3 separate regions of the Homo sapiens genome follow, and all the other regions are linked to region 3. The links are chromatin loops, found by intact Hi-C in ENCODE. Cell type or tissue: PC-3. All regions are shown on one strand.

What was found. A loop is a pair of places that touch in the nucleus more often than their neighbours do. Peaks named below come from ENCODE experiments on the same cell type or tissue, not always from the same donor. Only the 100,000 strongest peaks of a DNase experiment are listed, where the experiment ranks them.
Region 1: it touches region 3 in a loop (3-fold over the local background); 97 of 110 quality-filtered maps call a loop at or near these places.
Region 2: it touches region 3 in a loop (5-fold over the local background); 25 of 110 quality-filtered maps call a loop at or near these places.

The regions. Positions count from the first base shown.
Region 1 is chr1:222,639,803-222,647,802 of GRCh38, forward strand. It overlaps MIA3 (MIA SH3 domain ER export factor 3), which reads left to right. Exons shown (of 28, transcript NM_198551.4): 7 at 5,752-5,883. It also overlaps the pseudogene LOC107985098. Among named protein-coding and RNA genes, the nearest start is that of MIA3, 26 kb to the left of the region's middle. RefSeq lists enhancers at 3,501-4,378, 3,985-4,104, 4,175-4,784, 4,379-5,254, 4,855-4,934. In PC-3, no CTCF peak of the experiment used is centred here; DNase peaks (open chromatin) are centred at 2,839 and 4,439; H3K4me3 peaks cover 2,567 bases; H3K27ac peaks cover 2,193 bases.
Region 2 is chr1:223,078,452-223,086,451 of GRCh38, forward strand. No RefSeq gene overlaps it. Among named protein-coding and RNA genes, the nearest start is that of TLR5, 61 kb to the right of the region's middle. RefSeq lists an enhancer at 162-675. In PC-3, a CTCF peak has its summit at 3,123; a DNase peak (open chromatin) is centred at 3,000; H3K4me3 peaks cover 380 bases; H3K27ac peaks cover 430 bases.
Region 3 is chr1:222,461,354-222,469,353 of GRCh38, forward strand. TRT-TGT2-1 (tRNA-Thr (anticodon TGT) 2-1) reads left to right here and starts at 3,652; the gene lies at 3,652-3,724. It also overlaps the pseudogene CICP13. RefSeq lists a silencer at 4,063-4,272. In PC-3, CTCF peaks have their summits at 4,153 (motif pointing right) and 4,355; DNase peaks (open chromatin) are centred at 3,658 and 4,258; H3K4me3 peaks cover 1,569 bases; H3K27ac peaks cover 860 bases.

The DNA.
Region 1 (8,000 bases), 180 kb after region 3:
TCCCCCAAGATCCAGAAGTGAAACAAGAATGTCTACTCTCATTACATCTGTTCAGTGTTATAAGGCAATAGCCAGTGCACTAAGGCAAGAAAAAGAAATAAAATGCATCCAGATTGGGAAATAAGTAAAATTGTCTTTTTTTGCAGACAACATGCATAAAATCTGGTGGGATGTAGAAAAAAATCTAGTTTAGTAAGGTTGCTAGATAAAGATTTACATCTAAAAGCAATTGTATTTATATATCGTAGCAATGAACAATTGGAAATTGAAGTTAAATTCCATGTACAATAGTATCAAAAATATGGAGTACTTATGGATAAATGTGGCAAAAAGTGTGTAAGACATATGCATTAAAAACTATAAAATATTGCTGATAGAAATTAAAGAAGACCTAAATAGATGGAGAGATAGACCTTGTTTATGAGTCAGAAGACTATATTGTTAAGCTCCCCAATTTGATCACTTGCATTAACATAGCCCCAATTAAAATCTCAGAAGGATTTTTTTTTAAATGACAAGCTGATTCTACAATTCATATGGAAAATGCAGAGGACCTAGAATAGCCCAAGCATCATGTAATTTCAAGACTTACTATAAAGCTCTAGTAAGTAAGACAGCAGATGAATAGACCATTGGAACAAAATAGAAAATCTGGAAATATACATGTATGACAGTGGACTTCTGACAAAGGTGGAAAGACAATTAAATGTACAAAGGAAAGTCTTTTCAACAAATGGTACCAAAACTATTAGATATTTATATGCAAAAAATTGATCCATACCTCACATGATGTACATAAATTAACTCAAAGCAGATAATAGACTTAAATGTAAACCCTAAAACCATAAAACTTCTAGGAAAAATTAAGAGAAAAATTTTGTTGAACTTGGATTGGCAAAGATTTCTTACAGTTGACATCAAAAGTATGATTCATAAAGGAGAAATTTGATTATTTGGATTTAATCAAAATAAAAACATCTCTTCAAAACACACTGTTATACAAACTACAGACTGGGAAAGAGTCACTGCAAAGCATCTATCTGATAAAATATTTGTATTCAGAATACATAAAGAACTCTCAAAATTCATCTAAAAAAATGTAATGCAGTAAAATTACACTTTACCAAGGAAGATATACCAATTGCAAGTAAGCACATTTAAAAATGTTCACCATAATTATCAGGGAAATGCCAATTTAAAGCAGAATGAGTTACCACTACACACTTACTATAATGGCTAAAATTTCAAAAACTGATTTTACCATGTGTTGGAGAAGATGTGGAGGAAATGGAAGTATCATACACTGCTGATGGGGATGTGAAGTGGTACAGCTATCTTGAAAAACAGCTTGTCAGTTTCTTAAGAAGGTAAACCTACACTGGTCATATGATCCAGCCATTCTTCTCCTAAACATTTACCTGAGACACATTTACCCAAGTGAAAATAAATTATACATGCATAGAAAGACTTGTAGGTCAATGTTTTTGACAGTTTATTTTTTCTGCCCAGCTGGCACATTTACTGGCATTAAATATAAGACCCTTCCCTTCCCTGGCACCAGGAAGCCATGCCCAAGGGGTATCCCTCTGCCCCATTTCTGCAACAGATTCTTCAGGTCTTAGCAGTAGCCTGAGCTGCCCCCAGGGCTCTGGGCTGCTGAATCGTCTGGCTCATCATTTCCATGACAGCATGGTGTGCTCCTGGAGAGCTGGTGGATTTTCTCTATCTGCTTGGTTAGGAAGTCTGTCTTCCTCTTCAAGAAGTCCTTGGCATCCTCGGCTATCTTATCTACATAGTACCCAGTTCCTACATCAATGAGCACATGTTCCACATCATGCAGCTTCTCAGGGACATATATTAAACTCGTCAGTGGGAGGAGTAATTCTCTTCCCTCATTGTTCTCGCTCAGCATGTTCAGACAGTCCTTGGCTTCTACATACTTGGTCTGTACCACTTTGAGCTGGGCAATGGAGGTGGACAAGAACTCCATTTCCTGGTCCAGCTGGTTCTTGAGCATTTCTAGCTGCGGCAGATTCATCTCTGTGATAGTCTTGGAAGTTTTATTTATAAAAGCCTAAAACTGGAAAAAATCAAATATCTATCTATAGATGACAGATAAACAGATTATGGCATACCCATACAATGAAATGCTACTCAGCAATTAAAAAAAGAACCATTATAGATATGTGCAGCAATGTGGGTGAATTTCAAATTATGCTGAATGAGAGAAGCCAGAGAAAATATAATCGTGCATTATTACATACATATAAAACTTTAGGAAATGCAAACTAATGTATTATGACAGACATTCTGCTTCAGGGGCAGGGAGGGATGAAAAGGGGCAGATTACCAAGGGAATAAGGAGACTTTGGGAGGTTCACTATGTTGGTTGTGATGATGGTTTCACAGGCGTATTCATATGCAAAACTGATCAAACTGTGCACTTTAAATACATATAACTTATTGAATGTCATATTTCCCTCAAAGCTGTAAAGAAAAAAAATCCTAACTTTCTTAGATAAAAGTAGTAGTCTCTACTTTTCTCTACCTTTTAAAAAAAATGTATTCTGACAGCATACCCTAGCAGTATATAAAATTATTTTCTTTTATAGCTTCACAGTATACTTTGTTGTATTTAATATGTCTTTCATTCATGGCCATTTTGGTTGTTTCTAGTCTTTTGTTATAAGTAATGCTGGAATAATATAGTTTTGTGCATATATTTTTTCAGCATTTGTTGTTATATCCCCAGTATCTTTGAGATAGATCTTTAGAAGTAGGATTGTTGAGTCAGTAGGTAAATACACAAGTTATTTCAGGAGACGTTGCCAAATCATAGGGGTTGTATGATTTTATATAAAGATCAGCATAGCATGAGAGTGCCTGCTTCCTCCACATTCTCTCACCTACAGAGTGTGTTGTCAAATGTTTGGATCTTGCCAAGATAAGTGAGAAATCATATTTCATTGTAGGTTCATTTTGTATTTCTTGTATCATGAGTGAGGCAGAGCATGTTTCCATATGTTTTTAAATTATTTGCATTTCTTTTCCTGGGATCTGTTCATTACCTCAGCCCATTTTTCTATAGGTTTGCTAGCGGCTATCTTCTTATTTGTAAAGCACTTTATATTTTAGGAATATTAATCCTTCATAATATGTTACAAATATTTTTTCTTAGGTTACCATTGCCAAAGTTTGATTATTTTGCAATTTTTTTGGATGGGGTTGGGCAAGTTTTTTTGGTTTTCCAGTAATCAAATTTACGAATATTTTCCTTTGTTGCTTTTGGATTTTGATACATAATTAGGAAGGTCTTGCCCACTCACATAATACATAGAGACAGTCACTCAATTTTTTCAACTTGTTTGTTTTCATTTTTTACATTCAGGTTTCTGATTAACTTGGAATTTATGAACAATGAGAAAAAGATCCAGTTTTATCATTTTCCATATTGTTATCTAGATATGTAATACCACTTATTAAAAAGTCTGTTAACCAGCTGCCTTGCTGTATCGCAAATTTCCAGTGCAGTTGGGTCTATTTCTGGATTTTTTATTCTGCCCCGTGGTCGGTCTGCATCCTTGGGCCAGTACCATACTGTTATTACAGATCCTGCCCTCCTCTTGTACCACACCCTTCACTGCTCTTCTTTCTCAGGGTTTTCCTGCTTGTTCTTGCTTGATTGTTCCTCTGAGTTGACTTTATATTCAACTCGAAGAGAGACCTTTAAAGGTCTAAAAATGGTATTTTTTATCTACAGATACCATTTTTTCCCCACAGATTAAATGTCCCCGGTTTCTTCAACTTTTGGAACGTGATTTCCATACTATTCATTATCCTTGTCCTTTTCCACAAGTCATATAACCTTAAGATGTGGCCGGACACTTGTAGTCCCAGCTTCTTAGATGGCTTGAGCCCCGGAGTTCGAGTCCAGCCTGGGCAACATAGGGAGACTCCCTCCCCTTCCCCGCAGCCACCATCTAAAAAAAAAAGTGGGACCCATAACTCAACCCATGTGCATGGGGGTGACACGATGACATGACTCCTGGGTAAGACTTTTTAATAGAGTGTCGGCAAGAATGTGAGACAGCGAGCGCAATGGAGGTCTGGAGGCGGAACAGTAAGCAGAGGACTGAGTGGGCAAGGAAGAAAGGCCGCGCACTGCAGTGGCGCCCCATCTGAGCGGTGGTCCTTCCACGCTGTGACAGGAAGGGCCAGCTCCGGGCCGGCACGAGAGACCTGCTTTTCTCCTTTTCCCCAGCTGCCGCCCACAATCCTCCTCCAGGTAAATCCCTGGCCTCATTACTCTGGGGCTCTTTAAGTCGCCGGTTCCTGGCGAAAGCGCCAGTCACTTCCGCCTCTTTTTACTGGGATTCTTCCGCTCTAGCCCTATTCGCTCTTCTCTCCCGTCCCCTCGATAGTTGGTTCCGTCCGCTCTGGCCCCGCCCTCGCCGGCCGGCTCCTTTGGTGCCTTGAGGTGCGCCAGGGGCAGTGGCTGATGACGTGTTTTATAGGCGGCATAAAGCGAAAGTGCAGGCAGCTGTGGAAGGCGAAGTTCAATCCCAGAGTCCGCCCCCTGAATTGGGGCCTTTCCGGAGGAGGAAGCTCTGAAAAACAGGGGGCCCAGTGCCATTCCGCAGGGAATTGTCGCTTGCGTTCAGCTGTTCTACACAATGGACTCAGTACCTGCCACTGTGCCTTCTATCGCCGCTACCCCGGGGGACCCGGAACTTGTGGGACCCTTGTCTGTGCTCTACGCAGCCTTCATAGCCAAGCTGCTGGAGGTGACAGTCCCGATTCCCGGGGAGGGACCCAAGCTGTCACAGGCGGGTGGATGAGTTCTAAGCAGAGTGGGTGCACTGATTGTCTGTGCAAAGGAGAAATGGAGTGTGTCAGATCCGAGGAAAGCAAGACGTTTCTATGCTGTTTAGGGAGGCAGGTGGGAGTGTGTTTGAGAAGGTTTCGTCACTCTTTTTTTTTTTTTTATTGAGTACTTACGAAGTGACAGCACTTTATGTTCTGGTGTGAAGTCATGATCAAAACACAGAGAACCTACAGGTCTTTTCTGCATAACCCCCGGCTCTGTTGTGGGATGGGACCAGTGTGATAGTGTACTTGTAAAGGGCTGTGGAAACAGCATAGAGCAGACAGGTGTTTAATGCACTGTTTTCAAGGAAACATTTAGAATTAAGGCACTAAATTCAAAGCGGTTTATCTAGATCAGTTATCAGGAGCTATCCGAACTTAGTCAGCATTTGTTCTTTGTTTATGTAAGTCGATTTAAGATTTTAAATCTTAGAGGAATAAAACGTTATTTGTGATATTCATTATCATCATATTGGTTTTATTTGCAGCCATAAAAAGTTAGTTACTTGTATATAAAAGGTTTTTTGTCTTATGTGGTTTTTTAAGCAATAAAAACCAATTTATTCAAGACAAAAGTATGATGCAGAGAGATTCCAGCCATGTTTTAGATAACATATTGTATCAGGGCCTATTGAAACTAGAAATATATGCCCAACCTAAAGACATTTAGAGTCATAGTACTTCAAAACACCACAGGCCAAACAATAAGTATGAGACTCCCAGTATCCTGTTTTTCTTAAAGCAGTGAGAGCTACTGAAGATTTTTGAGGGGATAGGTATCTGATAGAGTTGGTTTAGAATTTCTGTGAATGAGTCTTTGTGACTGCTTTATGGTAAGCTTCTTTAAGGTTTCTCATTATTTCTAACATTATTTCTAACATTCAGCTAGTTGCTACATTGCCTGATGATGTTCAGCCTGGGCCTGATTTTTATGGACTGCCATGGAAACCTGTATTTATCACTGCCTTCTTGGGAATTGCTTCGTTTGCCATTTTCTTATGGAGAACTGTCCTTGTTGTGAGTAAATTAATGCATACTTTAACTCATAAATTCAAGTATGGTTTTATAATCACAGTCCTTTTGTTTCTTTTTCAGTTTCTAATATGAACAGAAATTAATGCTTTTAATTCAAGCTAACCTTGTAAAATAATTTAGTATAATTTTTGTGTTGGTAAATTCTTAAGTGAATAAGACAACATGTATAATCTCAGTGGGAAAACTTCAGTTTATATGTCTCATATCAAAGTCTAAATTTTAAGAATTAGGTGGGTCTGTATTTCAACTCACAAAGGATGAAAAGAAAGAATTAGATAGGTCATATGTACACTGTTAGTAGAACTAGGAATTCTTAGAGCCATCCTGAAAAATAGTTTCATGATGTGTATGATAAGCCTTAAAAATGGTTATATCCTTTTATATTGTATTAATGTCATGTCTAGTAATCGATCCTAAAGAAATAACCAGTCAGCCGGCACAGTGGCTCACACCTGTAATCCCAGCACTTTGAGAGTCCGAGGCAGGCGGATCACTTGAGGCCAGGAGTTCGAGACCAGCTTAGCCAACATGATGAAACCCCATCTCTTCTAAAAATACGAAAATTAGCCAGGTGTTGTGGCACATGCCTGTAATCCCAGCTACTCGGGATGCTGAGGCAGAGAATCGCTTGAACCTGGGAGGCGGAGGCTGCAGTGAGCTGAGATGTGCCACTGCACTCCAGCCTGGGTGACAGAGTGAGACTCCATCTCAAAAAAAAAAAAAAAGAAAGAAAGAAATAACCAATCATGCATTAAATATCTTACATGGCCGGGCGTGGTGGCTCACACCTGTAATACCAGCACTTTGGGAGGCGGAGGCGGGTGGATCACATAAGGCCAGGAGTTTGAGACCAGCCTGACCAACAAGACAAAACCCCATCTCTACTAAAAATACAAAACTTAGCCGGGGGTGGTGGCAGGAGCCTGTAATCCCAGCTACTTGGGAGGCTGAGGCAGGAGAATCGCTTGAACTGGGGAAGCAGATCATGCCACTGCACTCCAGCCTAGGCGACAAAGTGAGACTCTGTCTCAAAAAAAAGTTTTAAATATCTTACATGAGAGCATTCAGTAGAACAGTATTTATTAGAGTGAAAACTTTGACACAACCTACTGTGATTCACAGTGGGAAAATTGTTAAATTATTGTATGTTCATATAATGGGATATTAGGCTGCTTTATATAATTCAAAGACATAGGAGCACAACAAATACTCACAATTTAACATGAAGTAGAAAAAAAGTAGAAACCAAGACTTTAAGGTATAGATAAACTGTATATTACATAAACATACACACAGAAAATAAATGCTGCAAGGAAATACAATAAAATGATAAAAATTCTTATATCTAGGAGATGAGGTAAGTTTTCAGTTTTTAAAAAATGTGTATTTTCCAGATTTTCTGATTTCATCATGTACTATTTTACTCAGAAAATATCTTTTTATTTCGAAATGCAAATTATATCATGTGTAAAGACACACCGTTAATTTTTTTATCTTCTGTGCAGAATTTGCCTTTCAGACTTAAACATGTTTGTATAAGTGTGTATACTCATACTTGTACATCCTTATGATTATACTATATAGCATTCAGCTGCATAGTTATTTAACATAATTGGGAGAAGATTATTTGTGTAAATGAGCTTTGCAGATGAAAAGCTTTGTATTGAAACTTCACAGTTAAAATGGCCAAAATTATTGGATGCAAATCTTTCTAAAACTGAGTACTCTTTTTCTGATTTCATAATTATATCACATATATCATCATTAATAAATTTTCTCTCACAATTGATTGTAAAATTACTTAAAAAGAAGGGTCTTTTTTCCTGTGAGGCCTTCTCTAACCTCCTGGTGCTTTTCTTCAGATAAAAAGGGAGAATCAAAGGGTAAATGGAAGGGGAAAAGTTGAAAACATTTTACATTTCCCACTCTTGTTTCTCCTATTTGTTAATAAAAAAATTCTAACGCCTTTTTCGTTTTTCAGAAAGTTATATAGGCTCTGTGTCCTAACTGCTGTTCCTCAGCCTCAGCACTTGACTTTTGGAACCTTGGTCTCTGCTTGCCTGTTAGTTTGGGTGAAATGGAGCAGAGGAATTAGCAAG
Region 2 (8,000 bases), 620 kb after region 3:
TTACCCTCGTTTCCTCCTCCGGAAGCCGCCACAACATGCTAATCCTTCAGCAGAGCTGCAAGGGACAGAGAGGGAATGGAATCAATATTTATGAGGCCTTCAGGCCCGGCATGGTGGCTCACACCTGTAATTCAGGTGTGGCTCACACTTTGGGAGGCTGAGGGTGGATCGCCTGAGGTTGAGAGTTTGAGACCAGGCTGGCCAACACAGCGAAACCTTCTCTCTATTAAAAATACAAAAATTATCTGGGCGTGGTGGCAGGTGCCTGTAATCCCAGCTACTTGGGAGGCTGAGGCAGGAGAATTGCTTGAACCTGGGATGTGGAGGTTGCAGTGAGCCGAGATGGCGCCACTGCACTCCAGCCTGGGCAACAGAGCAAGACTGTCTCAAAAAAAAAAAAAAAATTATGAGGCCCTCAGGAAACCTGGGGGTCCATCCATCAACGCCAATCTGTGACCTCGTTCAGATGTTTCTCCAGCTCTGGCTGCTGGAACGTTTATTCCTCCATCAGGGCTTGGGCCATTCCAGGCTGGGGAGAAGAGGCCAGAGGGAGGAGGGAGGCCCCCAGCCAGGTTCCGGCTTGGGCAGTGCAGCCAGCAGAGGGGCTTAGGAGCAGCAGGCAGTGGAGTCCTGAGCAGAAGCAGGAGGGTTGCAGGGCTGTGCTGGCACCAGCCGTGGTACAACTGGGGCATGGATGATGACTGAAGATGGTCAGGTAGAGGAGAGTTGAAGCTTCTACCCTACATGTGTGCTCACTGTTCAGGAGACTCATCAGCGCTGCTTTACAGTGTGGTCGCTGGCTTTTCCCAAGAGAAAGAGGAAACTGCCAGGACTGCTAAAGGCTGGGCCCAGGACTGCTGCTCCTTCTATGGCTCGACACAGGGGGAAGGGGGACAGCCTCGCTTCTTGCTGGGGCTGATCACAGGGGAAGAGGGGTCCAAGGCCACCATTGGAGACCACGCATTCTACGTGAGGGCCACGGGTCCCCCTGTGTCTGCCTTTCCACGTGGGGAGGGGTACATAGCAGCTGTGAACCTCTCATCTGCTGCCCCAGGCTTTTGGATCCTGTCAATGCACAGACTCTGACAGACTCAAACATCTGCCTTCCAGCCTCGGCCATGTACTCTGGTGACTTCCCCAGAATGAGTGTGGCAGGTCGCCTTGATCCAAGTAGCTGCCAACTCACCCTTGCCCTCTTAAACAGCCCCTTTGTGGACAGTGGTCAGTGACAGAGACATGGGTGACCTGCTGAGTGGGAGGGGAAGGCTCCTCTCTGGAGGTTCAGAGGTGGAATTCAGACCCGCAGGCCAAAGTCTCAGAAGGCAGATTTTACGCCCACGCAGGAGTGAATAATAAACTCTTTAATACTGGAGTGGTCTGATTTCCAAAAGGGGGTGCCCTGTCCCTAGAAGTGTTCACACAGAGGCCGGATCATCCCTGCCGGGAGAATGAGAATGAATTCCTACACTCGTGGAGAGGCTGGACTCTTTAAACTTCCAAGATTCCTCACGCTTTTAATCATCCTTCATTCTAATTATCCAGACCCTATTTGGTGACAATTATCATTTGCAAGTCCCAGCAATCCTCATTTTGGGGGCCAATCCCTAGTTGCTTGTGTAAGTAAGCATTGTTGAGAAAAGGGTCCAACAGCTGGAATCCAGGAAGGCCCTACCTACCTAGGCACCATGTTAATGCCCAGCTAGTCAGTTGGGTCCAAGCGGCTTTGAGTATTTCTATTTTAATATAACTGCATGAAATTCGCGCACCCGGGAAAGAGCTCGTGCGGGGTCACTGAGCACCTTCTTTTCTTGGCCCTGAGGTTGGGCTGGGGGTGGAAAGGACCCTCAGCTCAGAGCCCTCCGTGAGGCCCCCAGCATCTACTGCATCACAGATTGGACTGTCCCCAGCCACAGGACAGGGCTCAGGCCTCCCAGTTCTCCAAGAAGCGCATTCCCTGGGGTTGGCCCACAGGACCGGGCTTCTCCGTTCACCTTTTCTCTTGGATTCGTGCACCACCTTGGCTGTACTGAGAAGCAGTAGTGTGAGCAACCAGGTTTGAAGGCCACAGGCTCTGACCCCAATGCCCACCCTGTGCTGCTCCGGAGGAACTCTCTGGGGTCTCCTGCCCCTCAGGCTCCAATGCCGGCCCCAGCCTCACTCTGCCAGGGCCATGGATCCTGCCCTCACAGCCCTGGGGGGGAAGGACCAGTGCCCAGGCAAAGCTCCATGCCTGGCTCACACAGGCCCACAGGAGAGGGAGGAAAAGTCTCCCTCATGAGTAGCCAGGGTCAGGGTCCAATGAGGGCCCTTAACATGTAAAAGATGTAGCTTGAGCTCAATCAGCTTTAACCTTGTCTTTCCATTACCTCATAAAGTAGCATGGAACTCTTGACAAAAGTAGCAAAGCTCTGAGGAGATGTGCGCTTACTGGCTTTCTAGCATATTCCAAAGTTCTCTCTGCCTCCAGGTGTGTTGCTGCTGCAGGGCTGCAGGTAGGCATGGGCCGGGCTGCAACTTGGGGCTCTTCTGAGGACCTGGGACTCTCCCCGGGAAGGGCGGCCGTGCAGCTGTTTCTAGATCAGCGAGGATTTCACCACAGGACTCCCATTCTGTGATCGTGCTTCCAGGCTGACCTGTGGCACGTGTGTGCAGGGTGTCGTGCATGTGTATTGTGCGTGTGGTGGGTGTCCACTGTGTAGTGTGTGTACACATAGTATGTGTGGTGTGTGTATACTGTGGTTTCTCCCCTGAGGCCGGCGCCTCCGGGTGTGGTGTTGGCGCTGTGTCTAGGGTTTCTAGAAGGGGAGGAATGAGGGAAAGAGGCCCCTCCGGGCACTGGGACAGGCTCAAGGGGAACAGCCCCGAGCTGGGTGTTGGCTGAGTGTGAATTCCAGCAGCCAGGCTCACAGACCCGTGTCACCTCTGACGTCAAGTGGCAGGGACACGCTAAAAGCCTTTGAGTCTATTGATTGAGAAGGCTCCAGAAGGTTTTGGAGCGCTGGAAGAAGGCCAGGCCTGGAATTTACGCGTCGGCCTCTTGGTGTCTCCTCCCGCTGAAGGGAGTAAATCCAGGCAGGTCTGGGGCTGCCGGGCGGGCACCTGGGGCGGAGGAGCCTCGAGGCTGTGGTCCTGCAGCACCACCTGGGGGCGGCGAGAAGAGTAGCCGCAGAGGCTCGGGAGGACGCGCCCTCGGGTCCAGCCGCAGCCAGCACACCGGGAGGTGGTCAGGGGTCATCTCTTCTGCGCCGGCCCCAAAGTAGACTGTCCAGTTCCCTGGGAGATACTGCGAAATCTGCTTCATGTTTCCATTCGTAGACAGGAAAAAAAAAAGCCCGCCCCAAAAGCCTGAGCTTCCATTAGGATTACCTTGCCTGGGGTCCCAGAGTGACCATAAAACACCATTTCCCACCCTCCCTGCCCCATTGGTTTGTCAGAATACTGCTTCCACTAAGAGGTACCATCGTTTAAGATTCTTAGAATATTCTACCTAAAAGGCCTGAATATTCTCATATTCATGTGTGGCCTTAGAATGAATATCCAGCCTGAAAGGAGATGGTGAAGTATGCCTGCCTCATAGGGAAACTGAGGCTCAGCAAGGCTCCGTGGAAGAGGGGAAACCTTACCCTCTGAGTGCTCCATAATGGAGTCTATGGAATAAACTGACAGCAGGCGGATTAGCAGGAGGAAGGGTGACCACATTTATTATGCACATGGATGCATCATGGGAAAGAAAAGTGAATATCTCCAAACCAATGAGAGACCTAGAAGCTTATGCGCCTGACTCACCGCGGAGGCAGGAGAGGGGATGGAGGTGCCATGGGGAGAATGAATGATTTGGGGAAAGATGAATGGGCCCTTGGGAGAATATGGGTAGCCTATGACAAAGTTGGCCTGGGCATGGCATCAACCTTCAGTCCCCTCTGCTGTGATGCGAGTCTCCCCTGGCTCATGAATTTCCTGGGGAGGGGGATTCATGATAATTGAGGTCCCTTTGGAGGGTCCGTCTTTAGGCAGACAAAGGCAGCTCAGAGCAAGCCTCCGCCTGCATCCTGTGCTGCCCAGTGCCTTCGGTTCAAGGTAGCTGGCATACCGTGTTTGGGTGGCACTTCCCGAACTCCTTCAGCCCAGTCCCTTGACTTTAAGCCCAGTGCTCTTTCCACTGCTGTCCACGGTGTGTGGCCCTCCCCCCGTGCAGGTGTGTGACTGGGCACCCGCAGAGGGACACCAGGCCACAGGGAAAACAGAGAGAGGCAGACCCAGATAATGCCAAGATGTGCACAGAGCTGAGTGCTGTAGAAGGAGCTGCAGGCATGGGATGGAGGGTGTGACACCAAGTGGTACCACCCACAGGACACATCTGCTGCGAAGATACTCAGACTGAAGTCTGGGTCCCAGAGAAATGACTCTTTATAGCACCTGGAAAGGCTACCCTGCTGCCTGCAGTCTCTGTGGAACAAAGAAGAAATGAATATTGCAATGCATGTCACACGTAAATTCAGCATCTAGCCCTGTTTGTACTTGACCTGGCCTGGCCACCTTGTTACCTTATGCTCCTCATCACAAACTCCTCCCCAGAGCCAGGCTGCTGGCCTCCCTGAATATCCTGCTTTCGCGCCTTTGCTTTTGCTGCTTCCCCTTCCCGGAGCACCTGCCATGCCCCCCTCACACCTTAGCATGTGAGTCGAAGCTTCCTGTACACAGCCAGGGGCTCCTGGAGGGGTGTGTTAGCTTCCTACAGCAGCTGTAACAAAGTCTTACAGACCGGGAGGCTTACACAGCAGAAACCTGTGGCCTCACAATTCTGGAGGCTGCAAGTCCGAGATCTAGATGTTGGCAGGTTGATTCGTTTTGTGGGCTGTGAGGGAGAATCTGTTGCAGGCCCCTCTGCTTGGCTGGTAGTCGACCATCTTCATGTGTCTTCATGCATCATTCTGTGTGTGTGGCTGTCTCCACGTTTCTCTTTTTTATAAGGACACTATTCATTTTGGATGAGTAATGGCCTCATTTTAACTTGATTACCTTTCTAAAGCCTTATCTTCAAATGAGGTGCTATTCTAAGGAACATGGGACGTCAGCAAATGACTTTTGTAGTAGACACAATTCCACCCACAATACCTGGTTCTGGCCTGGCCAGCCACTGCTGAACCGATGGAATGCTAAAGGGAATGGGATTTCGAAGTGAAAGATGGCTTGGAAGTTTGGAGAACATGAGGAGGAGGTCTCGGGGGTGTTGGGGGTGGATGAGCCCATTGCTGTGGGAGCAGAGAGGTCAGAGCATGTAGTGGAAAGGGGTTTGGGGTAAGCTTTTGCTGTTTCGGTTGTGAGAAAAACTTTCTTCCATCTCCTTGGGAAAGCGTTAGCAAGGAGTACATTACTAATCCTTAGACTGGAGTGAGATATGTGTTGGGTCAGGGGCAACGTGAGGACGTCCGGCACTACGGAAGGGCCAGGGGGAGCCCCAGTGGATCTAAATCTTTCTTACCCTTCCAGGACTAACTCACGTCCTTCTTCCTGGCACGTCTGAGCTTGCGTTATTCTGGCAGAAAACAAACTAAATTACAGTAAATATATCACACACATTATTTCCAGCGCCACTTCATTAGCCGGTGCTGTTTTGTAGGGCTAATTAACTGTGGCGCGTATGTTTGTCTTCTCCAGTTGATGCTGGTGCACGTGTATAGTCTGAGGTTTGTTTTTCCCCAGCCTCACCCCCATGGTGCCTAATACACCACATCGTGCACAGCAGGCGCTTGGAGCACGCCTGTAAACTGAAGGCTGCTTGGGATGCCCATCACGTTCCCTTATGCCAGCCTTAGCACAGCGTCGGGGTCGCCCACACCCAAGGCTCCCCCTGTACCTGTGGAAGGGCTAGAATGGAGACAAAAGGCGTGCCCCATACATTGTACTTCCTCAGTTTTGGAGAGGCTCACCCTAAGGTCCTCTGCAGATATTCCCGTTCTCAACAACGTTGGCCACACCCCTGGAGGCTTTGGAAGTTACTAGAAGGGCCCGAGTTTGACAAGGCCTTCTGCTGCTCTCTCTGACCTTAGGCCCTCAGGAAAGAAGGCGGAGGCATTTGGCACTGTAGTGGATGGAAACCAGGCTGCTCCGAGTGGCTGTTTTCTTTCGACGCCAAAGAAATGGAATTTGCCTGAGAGTCTCAGAGCGTCTCTTCCCACTTAATAAATTCTGTTTGAAATGGATGATAATGGCTTCAGGGACAATGTGTTCGAGATGGATTGTAACGGGAGATTAGGGAACAACAGGTTCACAACCCCCAGACCTGACGCTGCAGGCTTTTAGTCAGGGCCCTTCTGGGAGGACAAGCAGCTGGTCTAGGTGGAGGGAGAATTTGGAAAGAATCCAGGGCTGGAGCAGGGCCACATCATGAACTGAGGATGCAGAGGAGATCTGAGGCCAGAAGATGTTTCAAAGGTAGGGAAGGGCAGTGGGGAGAGTGCTGGGGAGGGGCCTCTTTGAGGCTGTTCCAGGAGATCAGCTCTTGCCAGGAGCTGGACTTTGAACTTGGGTCCCGTGATTATAAAATCCAGTGGGCCAGAAACCAATGATAATGATTATGGCCCCTTGCTACATTGGGATTTGGTGCTGCTGAATGCTCTGGCCTCAGAGGACCCCGTGACTTTGGGGTGCTGTCAAAGAAAAAATTATTCGTGATACTTGTTATAGATGGTAAGGCAGACTCTATTCACTGGGGGAATCACAGTAGCTCTCGGGACCACTGCAGTGGGGTCTTGCAGTGGGGAGAGAGACTGAACTCAACTGAGTCCAACAGGGACAAGTGAGGATTCATAGCCCAGGAGCAGAGTGGGTGTCCGTGGATGGAAAATTACTAAGAGGAGGCATTTTTGCTAGACTGACAACAGAATTCTTGCTGCAGGCAGGCCAGGCTGAGAAGATACCCAGGGTGATTAGATTCCAAGGGTGGGGAATTGTTGCTAAACTGACAATAGGATTCTTGCTCAAACTGGATTCTACAAAGACAGAGCGTGAAGCCCAAAGTCATACCTAGTTGAGCAGAGGACTCAGAGGAGCCTAAAGGTTTGGTCAAACGCAAGAGTCTTTGTCAGTGCCCGTATTCAAACCAGGTCAGGGGGAGCCCTGCTGTTGGCTTGCTGGGAGAGAGAACCAGCCCCCGACACACTCACATCATTGGGAATGTGTAAATACTTATGCAATGTGGATTACTATGTGTTTTACACATTACATATTCATGTGGCATATAATGGAAGCTCCCCCAAGAACCAGCAGAGAATGTATGGGAGCACAGGAGAGTGATTTAGATAGAGTAGCTGTCATCATTGTCACCATCATCATCACCCCCATTTTACAGATGAGGGAATTGAGGCCCGAAGAAGCTGGGGGTTGCCTGAAACATAAGAAATAAATGGCAGAGGCAGACCCTGTGGCTCACTCAGGTGCCTCTACTACTGTTATTATTACATGCAGGAATTGCTTATTGAACACATACTTGTGCCAGCTCTCACCATAGCCCTGCAAAGAAGAACCTGAAACTGGAAGAAATAACTTGCAATAGCAGGAATTTTCAGAGCTGGATGTTGAACTTGGGTCCTGTGATTCCAAATCCCATGCTCTGTTGACTTCCTGGCCCTTTGTCTCCTCAAGGTGTGTAGCTCACTCCAAATCCTATGCATATGGGGAAGTCTCCTCTAGCCCCACAGTTGGCATGGACCTAGCACATCCCTTATAGATAAGCCAAGTCAAGTCTAACTTTTTCTTGTGAGGTTGTTGGCATCACAGTTTGTCCTTGGGGATAGCTGAGCCTTTTTTTTTTAGAGCTGTCCTTTGACAGTCCCGCTCTGTCGCTCAGGCTGGAGTGCAGTGGCGCGATCTCGGCTCACTGCAACCTTTGCCTCGCAGGTTCAAGTGATTCTTGTGCCTCAGTCTCCTGAGTAGCTGGACTACCAGTACGTGCCACCACACTTGGCTAATTTTTTCTTTTTTTTCTTTTTATTTTTGAG
Region 3 (8,000 bases):
TGTGTACCCTCCTAGCTCCACTTCCCAGGTGAACAGGAGCTTCAAAAGTTAAGTAATTTTCAGAGGCTGGGAAGGGGGACTGAAGAGAGGTTGGTGATATACTCTGGTTCTGTGTCCCCACCCAAATCTCATCTTGAGTTGTAATCCAAATTATAATCCCCATGTGTTGGGGGAGGGACCTCATGGGAGGTCACTGAATCATGGAGATGATTACCCTCATGCTATTCTCGTGATAGTGAGTGAGTTCTCATGAGATCCAATAGTTTTATAAGGGGCTTTTCCCCAGTTTTGCTCGGCACTCCTCCTTCCTGCTGCCATGTGAAGGACATGTTTGCTTGTTTGCTTCCCCTTCTGCCATGATTGTAAATTCCTGAGGCCTCCCTAGCCCTGTGGAACAGTGAGTCAATCAAATCTCTTCCCTTTGTAAACTACTCAGTCTCGGGCAGCTCTGTATAGCAGCATGAGAACAGACTAATACAGTTGGTCAATGGGTACAAACATACAGTTAGATAGAAGGAATAAGTTCTAGTGTTCGATGGCACAGTAGGGTGACTATAATTATCAATAATGTATTGTATATTTCAAAATAGCTAGTAGAAAAGATTAGAAATGTTCCTAGCACATCATTTCACCCATGATGAAGTTCAAGTTCCTTCTTCTCATGAAGTCGCAGCTTTTTTCTGGCACTAGATAAGCTCAAAGGTTCCTTCTGGCCCTTACATCCTCATACCCTCTGACCTTGAGTCTGACTTTGGACAGGACAGTAGAAGGTCTGCTCCCAGGAGGAGAGGATGCACGTGGGACAATGACTCAGAGGAGAGCCAGACAGCCCCTACACCAAGTGGGTGGGAGAGCCTTCCTGGGCTGTCTTCTGTTTCCCACCACCTCAGGGATACCAGGGATTCTATGGGGAAGGGGAGAGGATGTAGGCAGGGGACAAAGGACAGAATGAGGGTGAAGGAGGTGAGAAAGCAAAGCAACTATCTTCTTAAGGCAAAAAGAAGTCCCTTTAACACACAAAACAGCTGAGGGATGTGGCTGGGACTTACTAGTTTTCATCTCCTTTCCCTCCCAACAAAACTGGACCGTGGGATGCCTTCCCTCCTGGCAGTGCCAGAAGCTGGAATCTCTCCACGTGGTTTTCTGCTGAGGGTTGACCATAGACCAGAAGTAAATGCTCAACCTTTGAAGAACATTCCCTTTTATGTTCGTTTCTGGCATTTCACAGTTTCCTAGCACTCTCAGGTTCACTATTGTGTTGAATCCCTCAAAATGCTCTGAAACAGAGAGGCCAAAATTATCACCTCCATTTTACAGTCTTTATAGGATGTCTACTTTATCTTTATTTCATCTTACCATTTAACTTTGTGTCCTTTTTCTTACAGTACAGAAATTGGAATTGAAAAGAGGAGAGGTTCCATTTGTCTATCACATGCTACCTCCTGCTGCTGGGAGATAACGTGCATCAGTATTGGGAGGAGGGGTCGAGGGTGGTGCTGTGCCAACTCAAGGGAATGGAAGAAGGGAAATTCAAAATTCATTTGTTGAAGTCCTAAGACCCAGTCCCTAAGAATGTGACCTTATTTGGAAAGAGTCTTTTCATAGGTAATCAAGTTAAAGTGAGGTCAGTAGGGTGGGCCCTAACCCAATCTGACTGGTGTCCTTATAAAAAGGAGAAATTTGGATACAGAGCTATACATAGAGGGAAGATGATGTGAGGAGACACAAGGAGAAAATGGCCATCTACAAGCCAAGGAGATCCTTCCTTCACTGCCCTCAGAAGGAACCAGCCCTATCAACACCTTGATTTCATACTTCTAGCCTCCAGAGCTAGAAGATAATACAGTTCTGTTGTTTAAGTCACCTAGTGTGAGGTATTTTGTTACAGCAGCCCTAGCAAACTAATACACTCCTCAAAATCGCCTCTGAGATGGAAAATAAGCCAGCTCTCTAAGGCTCTTGCCAAGACAACATAAGACATTAAAATCAGGCTTATATGTTTCAGGTGGAAGGAACCATGTGCGATGAGAGATGAAAGTACCTGCAGGTAGCTTGAGAGGGAGGGAAAGTTTGTATATGAAAGATGAAATTACTGAGGAGTTTGACCTTTACCCAGAGTACAGTGAGAAGGCACTGAAGGTTCCCGGAGCTGAGGAGGGACGACAGGCAGTAAATCTCAGAGCAATGGGCCGGGGAAGCAGGAGAAGGAGAGAACCAGATAAGCTGCAGAATCGAAGGGTGATGCAAAATTCCAATGTAGACGGAGAGGCAACGCAAGTGAATATAAGGCAAAATGATGAGAAGACAGCTCCCAAAGCACTTCCCTGATTTCTCTTTTCTCTTAATTTACTAAATGAGCATCATCAGAGATGTCATTCATTTCAACATTTGTTGAGCATCTACTATGAGCCAGAGAGTATTCTGGTGTTGAGAAGACAACAGTGAATAAAACAGATCAAAGCCTTAGCCCTCAAAGAGCTGATATTCTATTAGGGAGAGATACATGAAGAATAAAAAACAATAAGCGCATTATCTACTACAAAAGAAGGTTAAGTAGTATGGAGTAAAAAGAGCAGAATAAGGAGGATGGTGCAGCTGTAAACAGGGGATCAGGACAGCTCTCACTGAGAGAGTGGATGTAAGCCAAAGCTTGGAGATGAGGGAGAGATGCCTGCAGCCCACTTGGTGAGCATGATCTTCATTCTCTCTTTAATGCACTAATGGATCATGTTGTGGCCATGACTTCATTCCTTCAGTAAATGGTTCATTAATCAAAAGGGAATGAAGCATAGTGATCCCGACCATTAAAAAAAAAAACAGGGACCGGGTGCGGTGGCTCACACCTGTAATCCCAGCACCTTGGGAGGCCAAGGTGGGCGGATCACGAGGTCAAGAGATCAAGACCATCCTAGCCAATATGGTGAAACCCCGTCTCTACTAAAACCACAAAAATTAGCTGGGCGTGGTGGTGCACACCTGTGGTCCCAGCTACTTGGGAGGCTGAGGCAGGAGAATGGCTTGAACCTGGGAGGCAGAGGTTGCAGTGAGCCAAGATCACACCATAGCACTCCAGCCCAGGCAACAGTGCGAGACTCTGTCTAAAAAAAAAAAAAAAGGAAGAAAGAAAGAAAAAAGAAAAACAAACAAAGCAGCAGAGGCAGAGCTTTGCTTGTTCACTCTGCCTCATCTAGCATTATTTGAGTACTCAGTAAATATGTGTTGAAGCAATTAATTCATCCAAAACCAGTAACTTAGTTTATGAGAACAAAGACACCCCCATAACTTCCCACTTCCCTGAAAGTACCAAACTTGATACAATTTATCAAGGAAGCAAGATTGAAAGATTTATTGAGAGTAAACATACCACTGAAAATATGACCAGAACACCATTTCATTTTTGCACTTTCCCTCCCAGCCCTTGTCTGTATGCATAAGTTAGGTATGATTTAGTGTATTGTAATCACAAACATATGATTTGAGGCTTCAGTGTTTTCCACTTATCATCATGTTGTAAGCATTTTTCTTTGGCATTTCATAGCCTTTTATAAGTACCATTGATAATACACACATGGGGTCAAATTCTCACGGACCGCCATATAAACCAATGTTGTTGGTAAGATCTGTGAATTCCTGAAAACAACGCCTCACGTGGGCTCCATAGCTCAGTGGTTAGAGCACTGGTCTTGTAAACCAGGGGTCGCGAGTTCGATCCTCGCTGGGGCCTCCTGTTGGCTTACTTTTATTTTAATCCATAGCATTTAAATACAGAATAGAGTCCAAAATGGAAAACGTGATTTCCGAAAATGTTACTCCTAGCAGAGCTAAACATTAGTTCTCCTGAAATACAAATGATGACCATCCTTAACGTGCTTTAGAAGTGACCCAGAAGACAAAATCCTAGTCCCCCAACAAAAAGCAGGCAAGGGCAGGAGGAGGGGGAAACTGGCCCGGCAGCCCCAGTATTACCTGGACCTGCAGGCCGGAGTACTGGAATTGGAGGCTCCATGGGCTCGTATTCAACGTCCTGCACACAGGCACCATCCCCTCAATTAAAACCAGCTGGAGGCGGCGGCCTTGGCCGTCAACTCGGCTGCTGGCTAACAGGACAGGCCGAAGCGGCGCTGCGCCTGCAGTTACGGCGCGTGGCCGGCGGGCGGCGCTGTGGCACCGCTCCCCATCGCCTCACCGGAGGCTAGCGGCTGCGCTTCTCCACGCCCCGCCGGGGCCGAGAGCGCCGCCAGCGTGGCCCGAATGCTAGCCGTTTCTGTGGCTGACACGTGGCAGCCCAGGCCCCATAGCCCGGCCTGGCTCCAATGTCCTGCCCCTTCCGAGGCTACTCCCCAAAATAGTCCCGGGTTGCTTGGGAAGCCAGTGTTTGCAGCCTTTCTGACTCTCCGTGTTTTCTCTGAATTCCTCAATGGCGCGTGACTACAGAGTCACCAGAGGAAAGTGCCAAGAGCCTTTTTTCTGAACACATGAATTTTTCCAACCCAGGATTTCTTTTCCCAGATCTGAGGGCCAGAGCTTGATAAAGGACTGTGTGTGAGGTCGCCACAAGCCGCGTGTGGCCGCTGGGTGCTTGAAATGTGGCTAGACCAAATGGCCATGTCCTGAAAGAGTAAAATACACATGAGATTTAAAAGACTTGAAACCGAAACAGGATGTAAGCCATCTCACTAGTAATTTTTGAATTGATTCCATGTTGAAATAATATTTTGGATATATTGGATTATATAAAATATAGTATAATTAAAATAATTATAAAAATAATTGTATAATTACAATTAACTATTTTTTTAATGTGCCTATTAGAAAATTTTAGGTTACATTTGTGGCCCCCATCTGCAGCTTTCATTTATCTTTCTGTTAGATGGTGCAGGTTAGGGACCCAGAGTCCTCTGACCTTGTGTTTAAGTTAATTCTTAATCTGGCTCCCACTAAGTAAACTGTAATAGCCAGAGAAAGTCTCTTTCATCTCTGGGTCTCCCCGGAGTCAGTACTGTGCCTGACAAGCAGTAAGCACAACCTTCGTTGAAATGAAATTAAATATCTCCCCAACAAGCTCTACAAAGCAAGGGAATGTATTTCCTTTTTTTTTCTTTTTCTTTGTTGTTGTTATTGTTTTTTGTTTGTTTTTTTGTTTTTTTTTGAAAGGGAGTCTCCCTCTGTCGCCCAGGGTTGAGTGCAGTGGCGTGATTTCAGCTCACTGCAACCTCCACCTCCCAGGTTCAAGCAATTCTCTTGCCTCAGCCTCCCAAATAGCTGGGATTACAGGTGCCTGCCACCATGCCCAGCTAATTTTTTGCATTTTTAGTAGACAGGATTTTGCCATGTTGGCCGGGCTGGTCTCGAATGCCTGGCTTTAAGTGATCCACCTGCCACGGCCTCCCAAAGTGCAGAGATTACAGGTGTGAACCACTACAGGGAATGTGTTTCTTAAACTGAGTTCGCTTTTGGCAACTGTAAGACTGTTTTGGCTTGCAGTATTTTAGATCTAGGAAAACACACTCAACACCCTCATATTTTGTTAATTATTTTGTCCCTCTGTGGTCAGGATATCTACTGGAGCAATGCTGTGAAGGTGAAGTGTTCACAGTGCCTTGAGGACATAGGACCCACTGATGCAAGACAAATACCCATATTATCGCAAAAGTATTAGCCCTTTACTAACACACCGAATGCCTTTTAGCAAAGCCATTTCGGATCCTTGAATACCTTAGTACCAGGACTACTTACTCTGAGTTACTTGGTCATCAAGTAACAAAGTAGTAAGAAAGAGAGGTTTTTGAAGCGCTCTAATCCCATCTCCCTCCAGTCATTGCTAGTCGTCATCATTCCTCTCCCTTCCCCTGACATTGGCTGATCTCTAGAAAGAGCAAGTACCTGCATGTGTGTATTTTTCAACTTTCCAAACTTTTCAACACCTTAGGCTGTAAGGAAAAGGAATACATTTTGGCTTTTCTATGTCCTAGAGATTGTTTTCTAACAGTCCTAGACCCTTCCAGGAAGACTCACCAGCACCATCAGGCATCCTTCCAGAAAATAAAGCCACTTGCTAGAGAAAAACACTCTGCCTCTCCCCGACCTTTCCAACATTTGAGAGGTCCCATTCAGTTTCCCGTTCTAGACCCACGCACTACCCACCAATGCAAAACCAGTGCTTCAAATGCCTTGAATTTGGTGCGTGTGGTCCTTTAAGTTGATACATGAATTTTGAGCACTTTCCCCCAGCTCAAACACTTCCAGTCCAGACTGTATTTTTGCCACATGTATTTGAAGAAAGACCGTATGAGTAAAGAAAGCAGAATGGCTCAAACATTTAGTCCAGAGGTTAGATCCAATCTCCTCAAACTGGCCTGGGGTTTTCAGCTCTTTCAACAAAACAACCCTGGGTTAATCCCCTCCACCTTTAAGTTGCTGTCTTCATCGGAGGAGAAGCTAAAAGTGTGAAATATCAAGTTGGTTAGACTCTGAAGTTCATTTCGATTCTAGAGAGTATTCATAAGCACTACAAAGGTAGGCAAGGAAAAATAAAACTATGAAAAAGGCGAAGGAAGAAGACTTAAAGATGATCCAAAAAAATGATCTGCAGAACACGATGACTGGTGTTTAGCATCTTCCATAAAGACAGAACAAGATAAAAAGAATCAGAGGTTTGATGGATTCTTGTTAGGTAAGGTTACCTAAAGTAAAAACATGGAACCTGCTTCTAAGTCTTTAAAAAAAAATCTATCCAGAGTATGCCCAATTATAACTCGGCCCCCAGGCCTGCGTTCAGTGAGGCCTCCCGTGGCGTCAGCATGTTCGTGTGGAGGAATGTGGAAGGTCACTCTGTGGCCGTGTTCCCCTGGTACTCCATCCCCTTCCTGACCCCTCCCTGCAGCCACATGAGGCCCAGCAACCTGCCAGTCACTCAGTGGCCTCCAACCAGAGAAAACAACCTGCCAAGTTGGCAGCTGTTGCTCATAAGCGTCCACCAGGTGGGACAGGGAGTGTTGACCCTGGGCGGCCCCCTGGAGCCACCTGCCCTGAAAGCCCAGGGCCCGCAACCCCACACACTTTGGGGGTGGTGGAACCTGGTAAAAGCTCACCTCCCACCACAGAGGAGGAGCCCTGGGCCCCTCAGGGGAGTCCCTGCTGGACAGTGACACAGAGAATGACCATGATGATGCTTTCCTCTCCATCATGTCTCCTGACACCCAGTTGCCTCTACCACTCAGATGATGTCAGGCCCAGTCCCTCAGTGCCTGCGCAAGGAACAGGACTCATCTTCTGAGAAGGATGGACGCAGCCCCAACAAATGGGACAAGGACCACATCCGGTGGCCCATGAGTGCCGGTCATGATCTTCAGCAAGCGGCACCAGGCCCTGGCAGGGCGCACCAGGGTCACCCCAACCACTATAACCGGACCATCAGCCAGATGCTGAGCGAGCGGTGGTACACCCTGGGGCCCAATGAGACGCAGAAATACCACGACCTGGCCTTCCAGGTGAAGGTGGCCCACTTGCAACAAGGACCGAAAGAAGTCCAGCTCAGAGGCCAAGCCCACAAGCCAGGGGCTAGCAGGAGTGTAACAAGGGCTCGTGGGAGCGGAGCATATCAGAGACAGGCACTGCCACTGCCCCTGGGGTGTCCTCTGAACTCCTGTCAGTTGCAGCCCAAACACTCCAGAGCTCGGATACCAAGGAGCAGCTTCTGTGGGGCAGAACGGCTGCACACAGTCAGGAAACCTGGCTCAGCCTGGCCCAAGCCTTCTCCCACAGCGGGGTACACAGCCTGGACGGCAGGGAAATAGACCGTCAGGCACTACGGGAACTGACACAGGTGGTGTCTGGCACTGCATCATACTCTGGCCCAAAGCCTTCTACTCAGCATGGAGCTCCAGGCCACTTTGCAGCCCCTGGTGAGGGAGGTGACCCGTGGGCAGCCCTGCTGCTGCCCACCTGAGCTGCTCATTCCCAGCACATGGCCAGTGAGGACATAGCGAGTGACGAGGAGC